Linked DNA regions of Homo sapiens: region 1 is linked to region 2. Evidence: chromatin loops called from intact Hi-C (ENCODE). Cell type or tissue: CD4-positive, alpha-beta T cell. All regions are shown on one strand. Region 1 overlaps NECTIN1 (nectin cell adhesion molecule 1). Region 2 overlaps POU2F3 (POU class 2 homeobox 3).

What was found. A loop is a pair of places that touch in the nucleus more often than their neighbours do. Peaks named below come from ENCODE experiments on the same cell type or tissue, not always from the same donor. Only the 100,000 strongest peaks of a DNase experiment are listed, where the experiment ranks them.
Region 1: a loop joins it to region 2, with 7 times the contacts of the local background. A loop is called at or near these places in 7 of 110 quality-filtered maps.

The regions. Positions count from the first base shown.
Region 1 is chr11:119,663,932-119,668,931 of GRCh38, forward strand. It overlaps NECTIN1 (nectin cell adhesion molecule 1), which reads right to left. Exons shown (of 6, transcript NM_002855.5): 6 at 1-1,366. The coding sequence ends at 816. Among named protein-coding and RNA genes, the nearest start is that of NECTIN1-AS1, 43 kb to the right of the region's middle. RefSeq lists enhancers at 665-1,203, 1,204-1,740. In CD4-positive, alpha-beta T cell, a CTCF peak has its summit at 2,649 (motif pointing right); a DNase peak (open chromatin) is centred at 2,640.
Region 2 is chr11:120,300,307-120,305,306 of GRCh38, forward strand. POU2F3 (POU class 2 homeobox 3) reads left to right here. Exons shown (of 13, transcript NM_014352.4): 6 at 1,980-2,062; 7 at 4,724-4,906. Among named protein-coding and RNA genes, the nearest start is that of TLCD5, 22 kb to the right of the region's middle. In CD4-positive, alpha-beta T cell, a CTCF peak has its summit at 2,899 (motif pointing left); a DNase peak (open chromatin) is centred at 2,915; H3K27me3 peaks cover 341 bases.

The DNA of each region.
Region 1 (5,000 bases), 640 kb before region 2:
GAGAGGAGCAGTGTGTGCATGTGTGTGTGTGTGCACGTGTCAGCAGAGGCAGAGAGCAAGTGTGGGCTGGAGCCCACCTGGAGCCCCTAATGGAGGGGGCACATTGGGGATAAAGAGGGGACGCGTCAGAGCTAGGCCAACTCCACTCTCTGTGGGCCAATGAGGAAAAAAAATGTAAAACCACCCTCAGCAGGAAAACACTGCCCAAGGCCCCGCTTAACAAACAAGACTCCCTGGGAACTGGGGAGAAGCCGCACCCCTCCCCCTACCTCTTGGGCGCACCAGCTGTCTAGACCCAAGGTCCAAACTCCCAGCTGCATCAGATTTCACTGGTGGGTGTTGGGTTCCCTCTAGCCGGGAGGAGGAGCAGCATCTGGGGGTGTGGGGAGCTTTTCCCTCTTAGAGCCCCTTGAGCCCTCCACCCCCAGTGAAGAAACACAAACAAATTCCAGTGTAGGGGGGCGGGGGAGGCTGGCTCCCCAAACCCTGGAGGGATGCCCAGGTACACAAGACGAGAACAGGGCTCCCTACACAGAGGGCAGGCAGGTGGGGCCCGTAAAGGGAAGATACAGTAACACTAAAGCCACAGTCGAACACAACACCATGGGGAAGGGCGGAGGAGAGGGAGGAAATAAAACACAAAGCCAAGTCGTGGCTGCCCTGGGCTCCCCTGGCCCCCCAGGAGTTCGGGGCTGGCTTTGGGCAGCTGGGCAAGTCTCTGTTCAGCTCCTGGAGTGGGAGGTGGGGGGTGGGCAGGGGGCGTGCGGGGAGGGGCTGGGGAGGAGCGGTCACAGACAGAGGCTCTGGAAGGGGGGCTACACGTACCACTCCTTCTTGGAAATGAAAGACCCGTCGTTCTGAGAAACCATGTTCTCAGCCAAGTCCAGCTGCTCAGGGTCGTACTGGTAGCCCAGAGTCCGGTCCCCGTAGCCGTCCTGACGGGCCTCGGCCTCATCCACGGTGAAGTAGGGCCGCTTGGCGTCCTCGTCATATTTGGGGTGGGGGCCGCCCACCTTGCGCTCGCCCCCTCCACCGCCCTCCTCCTCCTCCTCCTCCTCCTCATAGCTGCTTCCACCCAGTGGGCCGGCCTTCTTCTCGTCGTCTGAGTCGTCGGGGTACTGCAGGTTCTGTGCCATTGGTGGGTGGTGCTGGGGGATGCCTGCCTTGCTGTAGCCGTTGCCATACACGTGCTTCTTGGTGCTGTAGTCACCCTTGAAGGTGTGCCGGCGCCGACGCAGGGCGACCACGATCCCGCCGACCACAATCAACACCAGCAGGATGCTCCCCGCCACGCCCCCAATGATGGCCGTGGGCACCGGCCCGGCGCGCCGCCCATGTTCGGGAGGAGACGGGGTGTAGGGGAATTCTGGGTGAGGAAAAGAGATGGAGGGGACAGCATCAGCGTGTGCTCCTGGGGTGTAGAGGGGGTGGGAGGGAGGCAGGGAAAGGAGAGGCCAGGAAGGACAGGCTGTCTGCACCCCAGGTTTGAGCAGCTCCAGTTCGAGGCCCCGCAGCACTCCACCCATCCTGGAGCCCTAACATGCCGCAGCGTTGGTAGCTGGAGTGAGAGACAGGCAAGAGGAGAGGCAGAGGGCAGTACCCACAGCACCAGGGTCTTCCATCCCCACTGTCCTTGGTGTGGTGCTGGCCCAGCTCAATCCCTATTCATGGTGCAGTGAGACACGTGTGCCAGTTCCAGCTGCAGCACACTGCCCACTCCATGCCATTCACAGCCACAACCCTGAGGAGGTATGCCATTCATTCTCATTGGATATCTGAGGAGCTGAGGCTTGCAGAGGTTAAAGAACTTGCCTGAGGCCACCCAGCAATGATGCATCGTTGCTTCTCCTGCACATAGAACGTGTGCAAATGTCACTGATACCCCTCTGCCAGACACCTGGCAGTCACTCTGCCCCAACACTATCAACTTGGCTTCCAAGACCCAGAACCAGGAGCCACCTAGGTGTTCTGCACCTGATTTTGTCTGCCTGCAGGGCACAGGGAAAACAGGTTCCCAGGCACTGGCTCAGGAGATGCCCCGTGAGTGCCAATCAGCTGCCAAGGTGCCAGAAACTAGGGCTGTGGTTCTTGGCTGTGGTCTGGGCCTGCAGGGCAAGGTGGGGGCCTGGCAGTGCTGCCAGCCTGGGTTATAAGTGTAAGACACCAGCATGGCAGGGCACAAGCACAGGGCAAGGACGGCAGAAATGGGGGTGAAAGCATGTGCGTGTGTGCGTGCGTGGCAATGTCGAGTACACACAAGTGGGCACATGCACAGGCATACACGCTTGCCGTCATAGCAAGCCTGCCACCCAGAGAGCACATGCTGGGAGGGCCTGCATGCCTGTGCCGACATGATGAACATGAGTGTGCAAATCTGTATGCCCCGTGGACACAGCCAAAATGAGGAGGCAGGAAAGGTGAAAAGAAGAGAAAGGAAGCAGGTGGGACAGGAGAGAAGGCTGGGTGGGTGGCTTTCTGTGCCAGTGGGGCCGGGCCACAGTACTGTTCTTTGGCCAACACTGCCCCTTCCCTTGCCTTACAGGGCCTGGGAAGGTGGCTGAAACCAGGGCCATGCCACGGGCCAAAGAGGCCCTAAGGTGAGGCTAAGGGAAATGGTTCCTGGCACCACCACAGGGTGGCACCAGAGACCACAGCTGGCCTCGGTCAGAGCCACTAGGCTGCGGGTCTAGGGCAAGCCCAGAAGGCTGACCTCAGCCGCTCAGGCCCTCCTTGCTCCAGGCCCACGTAAAGGGCCAGTTTGCCCGTATACTGTTTGCCTGTATACTGCTGCCAGCTCACTCTCTGATTCAGTATCTCTCACTCCATGGGAATCATGCTCCTCCCTGAGCCCACTCCCTCCTCCTGGGGCGTGTGTGGGGTGCTATCCCACTCGGCAGGCTGCAGCAGGGTGGAGATTCTAGGAAAGAGGAAAGGCCTTCCAGGAATTTGGGCGGGAAGGGCTGACGAAAACACAGGGCCCAAGGAAGGGGAGGCCACTCACTCATCCAAGGTCACGCGGCTGAGCCAGGACCCCCCAGGGGCTCCTATACACGTGGGCACTGGCAGAGGAGCACTGCCATGGAGGACCCCGCTCCCCACCTGCCACCACCATCCTCGGTGCAGGTCAGCCAGCAGCTGCCCAGTACATATCCATGGGATCTTTGTCCTGACCGCCTGTCTCCGCAGCAGCCTCCCTGGAACCTCAAGCATCTCCCGGCTCACCAGGTCCCATCTGTTTACCGCCCTCAAAAGGGCCCCGCAACTGCTCCCCACGAGATGGGAGCAGCCTCCACCAGGGGTTCCCCAGAGGCAGCTGGGAAGAACCTAGCCTCCTCTGTACTCAGCCTGCCTGCCCCCCTCCTCGGTTCTCACCCAGATCTGAATGATCTCTCCTGTCTACACCTGCCTTCCTCTCTTCATCCATCCCTCCCATCAGCAAACATACTGAGCATCTATCCTGCTAGTCACGGGATATGAGAAACTCACAGCCTCCCCAGGGAAGCAAAGGACACTCAGAGACAGCACATGCAGATGTTAAGGGAACAGGCAGGGAAGTGCAGGGTGCAGGGGAACGGGGTGGTGTGTCTTGGCATTAGAGAAGGCTTCTTGGAGGAGGCCGGACTTGGAGAGGCCAGGAGGATAAGGAAGCATCCAGATGGAGGGAGCTGCCATTTTTCTGAAACATGTCCCTTGCCTTCCCATACAAGATTCCGTGGTTCTCGGCTTTCCTCTCTGAGTGCTATCTCCAGCTGTGTTGCTCCTTTTCTCTGTTCCAGCTGTCTCGCTGGACGCTTTGTCCTGGGACCCTCAGCCTTGACCCTCTGCTTTCTTTCCTAGTGACAGACTAGTATCAACTTCTGGAGTCACCCTTATCCTGCTGGCTGTCCAAATTATTTAGGGTACATAGTTCTCGCCCAACTCTGGGACTGTATCTCCACAGCATCTCCCAAACTGTGGCCCATGGAATCTCAAACCATTGGCTCAAAGGGTCAGCAAAAATAGGGGGGTCGAGATGTTGGCTTAGACAAAAGCATCAGAGCCTGTTACCTTCTCGTGCACACTGTGAACTACTAGAGGGACACGTCAAATGCCATGTTTCCCAACATACTGGAACATGAACCCCATACCTCCTGCCTCCAAGACAGTCTCACATAACTGATATCTAGGTGGACACATTAGAAAAACTGACCTCTAGCACACCCTCATTTGGAATTCTCACCACCACTTCAAAACCCATCTGTACCAACCTGGTTTGCCATCTTCCTTCTAAACCCTCTCCATTCGATACAACTTCCTGTCGCCACTGTCACCACCATGGAACTTATGCCAGGTTTTACTGCTGTGGTCGATTCCTAAATCTCCCACTTTCCTTTTGCCTCTGCCTGCCTTGAATCACCCCACCCGCAGTCACCAGGTTAATCTTCACTCTGTAGACACAACCACTCGCTTTCTCAAAGACCAGCAATGGCTCCCCAACTGCCTGTTGGGCTGTGCAGTCTGGCCTTCAAAGCTTCCATCATGCAACCGTATCTTGGGTTTGGTCAACTCACCTTCCTTGCTGTCCTTGTTATCCAAGTTGATTCCTTACTGCAAGCCTTTACACATGCAGTTTGCCCCGCCAGGAGTGCCTTTCCTCATCCTCCCTCCCCACCGATTGCACTTCTCCAGCCCCTTCTTCAGGAGCCTTCTCTTCTCCAGTTTACCGTGATCTTTTTCTCTTTCGAATTTTTATGTACTAATGGTCTGCACCTCTCATTCTGGTTGTGACAATTGCTAAGGTCATTCCATTAATCACATACTGACATAGCATGGTAAAGCCTGTATAAATTGCAAATAAATGCAAATTAGAAGTTACCATGGCTGGCTCTGGTCCTTCTGCCAGTTTTCAAATGGCTAAAGTTCTTCTCTTCTGCAGGAATGAGGACAGGGTTTGAGGAAGTGGCAGCCTCATGATCATTTGGGATTGACTCATTTCAGTGTGTTGCAGTAGTCTATAAGCT
Region 2 (5,000 bases):
ATTTTTCTGACATTCCTCAAAATAACCTTGTAAAGTAGGTAGTTCTATTATGCCTCTGGTGACCTACTGGGAAGTTCCAGAACCGTTTAGCTGAGACCCATACTCTTGGTCATCACAGTGTGCTGCCTGTCCCACTCCCATCTCCATCAGCTAGGGTCAAAAGTGATGGAGGGTTGGCCAGGCTCGGTGGCTCACGCCTGTAATCCCAGCACTTTGGGAGGCCGAGGTGGACGGATCACTTGAGGCCAGAAGTTCGAGACCAGCCTGGCCAACATGGTAAAACTCTGTCTCCACTAAAAATACAAAAATTTGCCGGGTGTGGTGGTGCATGCCTGTAATCCCAGCTACTCAGGAGGTTGAGGCAAGAAAATCACCGGAACCTGGGAGGCAGAGGTTGCAGTGAGCCAAGATTGCACCACTGTCCTCCAGCCTGGGCGACAGAGCAAAACTCTGTCTCTGAAAAAAAAAAATAATGGAGGAAGTATAAACTCTCTCCTGTTGCACAAATCCCAAGTAGAGGTTTTGGAAATCCAGAATCCAAACAAAATGCAACTCTGCCTTCCGCCCTTAGCACCTGCACAAATGACAGTCACTATCCTTAGTTTCCAAGGCACCTCAGAATATTATGGTGATGAATGAGACCCTATTTGAATTTTTAAGTGTTTATTTTGGTTAAAAAATAAACATCATACTCCTGGAATGGAAAAGGGAAGGTAACAGTTTAATTTGTTTTCAGAAGACTGGAGAGCGACATGAAAATGGCCCAGGCTTATAACCACCTAGGTCAGTGTATGATGCAGTGGTGGAAAGACACTTCCAAATTTGGAGTCAGAAAAATTTACTGGTTTCTTTAAAAAGTCACTTACTAACTGTGTGTTTTGGGGAAAGTTACCTAACCTCTCTGAGCTTCCATTTCCTCTTCTGAAAAAATGGGATAATAGCAAGGCTCTGCCTCATGAGATTATTGAGAGTCACTTGAAATAATGCATGTGAAAAGGCTGTATCCATTTCAACCGCCATGTCAGAATTGCCATTAGTACCCAAGCCTCTCAACTCCCAGTTCTGGATTCCTTGTAAGAGCTTTCTTGCCTATGTATTTTAATAATGAACAATGAAGCCCTGACTTTTTGAAACTGAAGAGCATAAAGGTCAACATCAGCAGATGCTGTATGTACATTGTGACCCAGAACAGCCTAGGGAAAACAGAGACCCCAAAGTGCTGTTGAGTGACAAGCGATTGGGATGACCAACCCCATTGTCTGCTTTGGTGGTTTGATGGCCCCACTCCTGCTGGGAGAGTGAGCCACCAACCAGGCAGAGTCCCTCATGTACCGTTTTCCTGGGGAGGATGGAGAAGCCGGTATAATACATACTGCCCAAGGGAGTTTCCAGAGGCTCAGCCCTGGACTTTCCCTCCTCTCTCAGCCCTCTCTCCCAAGTATAAAATGTCCTGGTCAGCCACATGCCTCTGGCTAAGGCCCACTGCCCTTTAGAGCCGTATGGTCGTATCTGCTTGGTCTGGCATCCTCGCAGATTTGATTGGGCCTCTGTAGCCATAACCCAGCTACTTCTCCTGCAGGGAAAGCCAAAATCCTCAGCCCTAGCTTGAATTCTCAGCAGCCACCCTGCATCCTTTCCCTTCTTGGTTTTCTTCAGCTCTGGTAATCAGATCCCAGAGTAGATCGTCTTGACCCTCCTTAGCCTCTACGCCTCTCCAGACAGGCGGGCAGGTGGAAGGACTGGTTTGGGGACTGCTGTTTACATGTCTGTTTATCCCTGTATCTGATTTGCCTCCACCTGTATGTGGCAATGCCTGGCAGTGCTAGGAGGGCCTCTCCATGGGACTTGAGGTGGGTGGAGGGACCTGATCAGGTGGCAGGGGGTGGGGACAGTGATCGTGGTGCCAAAGTTGTAGCACATGTGTTTCAAATAGCCTGGATTTTATTTGTCTGTTCCTTTGTCCCTCCCCTTTCACCCAGGTCTGCAGCCAAATCTCCTCCCCTTTCCACAGCAACAAAGCGGTCTCCTCCTCCCACAGACTGGGCCGGGACTGGCATCCCAGGTAAACAACCCCATTCTTCCTGTTTCCTCTAGGAATGTCTCAGCTCTCACTGAGTTTAACTCACTGGTTTCCCCCTACCCCTTTAACAGGGCACTAACCCCTCTGGGGAGAGGGGATAGCAGGGAACTATCCATTGGCACAGGGGAAATCCAAGCTACAGCAAGTGGGGGGACAATTTACCAAGTGTCACTGGTGGGGCCACAGTTAGAATCCAGAGATTCCAGCTCCCAGGCCAGCCTCCTTCATGCTCCAGGCACTGAACTCCAACCCTGCACAGGCCCCAGCATTGCTCCTCTGAGAGCCAGGCTCAGCTCACTTCTCAGGCATACCAAGATGGCCACGAACCCTACCTAGGTGCTCTCAAGCCCCAAGAGGGAGACTAGAATACTACAGACCTGATGTCCCAGACCACAAAGCCAGTGTCTTTCACCTCTGGGCCACTATTCCAGATTGCCTCCTGCAGTGGGCACGTATATAGGCCAGTGGGCTGAGGTCTGGGAGAGGGGTTGTTTGCAGAGCTGCCATGGTTCCACACAGCACCTTTTTTCCAACTAGGAAAAAGGCACCTCTTCTGGCCAGGTGCAGTCTCATGCCAAGGTGGACAGATTGGCGACAGCAGCATGAGCTGTATCTTAGCTGCCATTCCTCCCCTGATCTGGGTGCCCCTGTACAGTTAATAACCTGCACAGCTGCATGAGATGGCTCTGCACAGATGGTTGGGCAGAATGGTTGGGAATGACTGCAGAGATCTCTGTGCTAAGATCCCCATGGCTCACCAAGAGCCCGGCCTTCAGAGAGGGCTGAGGCCACTAAAAGTACCTGGAGGGGAAGCTCGCCATCTAGTGGTTGAAATGGGGACACCAGCATCATAAGCTGCTCTTCCGCCTCCTCCTGGCTGCCCTCTCCAGAATCTCATAGCCATGGGCTTACAGCTGGAAGAGATCTTAGAATCTTCAAGATCAACTCTCATCTCTTATCATATTTTGGCATGGAGAGACTGGTAGCAGAGAGACCACATAGAAGATTATGAAGATCATCCAGGGGAGGGGTCATAAAGGATTGGCTTAGAGTTGTGGCAATAAGAAGAGGGGATGATTGAGGAGATGCTTTGGGAAGTTGAATCAGTGCAGTTTGCCAGTGGATTGGAGATGAAAGGAGGAGGGAGAAGGTCTAGCAGAGAGCCCCATAAGTCTTTGTCAAATGAAAGAACAAATGATTTAATGAAAAGGAAGGTTCAAAGAGGACTGGGGCTTTGTCCTGAGGGTCTGGTCTATGCCACACTCTCCTCACACACCCTCTCCCTGCAAACTAAGACCAAATTCATGATGGTTTCAGACTAAAAGACCCTTCACTGGGGGAAAGACTCCTAAACTTCTCTCTAGAGGTCCTTTTACCTTCTTCATCATAAGGATACCTATCTGAATGGTAAACCCAAATATCCCAGAGGAGAAGAAGTAATGTTTAGTCTACAAAAAGTAAATCAAAAAGGAGAGAAGAGGTGGATTTAGCCCTTTGAGCTAGCTGGCCACAGTGCCTGGACCCCTAGGCCCAGATTCCACTCTATCCTTGTGGAATGATAGATGTCCTTAAGATCGGATTCATTCCTGACCCCAAATAGGCACAGCATGGTTCTAGGTTTAAGGGTACGTTTTCCTATGAAAATAAGCTCAAGAAATAATATTTGGCTGGGCACGGTGGCTCATACTTGTAGTCCCAGCACTTTGGGAGGCCAAAGCAGGTAGATCACTTGAGCCCAGGAGTTTGAGACCAGCTTGGGCAACATGGTGAAGCCCTGTCTCTAAAAAAACAAAAGTTAGCCAGGTGTGGTGGCACACGCCTGTAGCCCCAGCTGTTCAGGAGCCTGAGGCAGGAGAATGACTTAAGCCCAGGAGGTTGACGCTGCAGTGAGCAGTGATTGTGCCACTACACTCTAGCCTGGGTGACAGAGTGAGATCCTGATTCAAAAAAAAAAAGAAGAAGAAGAAGAAAAAGAGAGAAAGAAAGAATATCTCCTAGCAACCCAAATGTGATCAAGGTGCATTTTATAAAGGTACTGATTAAAATACCTTTGATTAAAAACAAAACACTTTCATGAAAGAAAATGGTGGTTTAGAAAGTAAAATGAGGCACAAGAGTTTGACATTTTAGGAAAGTTCTATGAAGGCCATGAGTTATTGGATGTCCCCTGTTATCTTCAGTTAATGCCTGTTCAACACCTCAGTTACCTGCTTTATGGAAAAAAACAAAAAACAAAAAAACAAAGCAAGCAACCTTTTCTTTGTCCAGTTCTGTGATTTGTTTTTGGAATCTTTGTAAACAACCCTGCTAGCTCCTTTTATGGTAGAAAACTGAAAGGAGGAAGTAACCTGCTAAGACTCAAAAAGTGAGTCACAGGCTAAACTCAGGCCACCTCCCTATCCTGCACTCCTGATGTTTCTACCCAGATATTCCAGTTATTTGCTATACATTTATAGAAACTTTAATTTCCACTTCCATGCCACTGGAAAAATATAAGACTCCAATGTACCCAGGGTGTATCCAGGGATCTGTCATCCTCTAAGTGGGCCTATTAGTAAAAAAAAAAAAAAAAAAAAAAAAAAAAATCAGAAAATGTTATTTATTGATCTTCGTGGTGGATCTGCTTGGCGTGTTTCCTATCAGGCATTTGGGCACCCTGGGCTGCCAGGATCCTCTTTAGAACCCCACCTGGAAGCATCCCAGCATCTCCCAGTGCCCAAGCATCTACCCAGCTCTGGAGGGGCCGATGAGCCCAGTGACCTCGAGGAGCTGGAGAAGTTTGCCAAGACCTTCAAGCAGAGGCGCATTAAGCTGGGCTTCACACAGGTTTGGTTTTAGGGGAAAAGATAGAAGAAGTCTAGCCGAGCGGCTGGAGACTGGGCTTCCCAAGTGCAGGTTTCAAGAGCGACCAGAGGCTCGA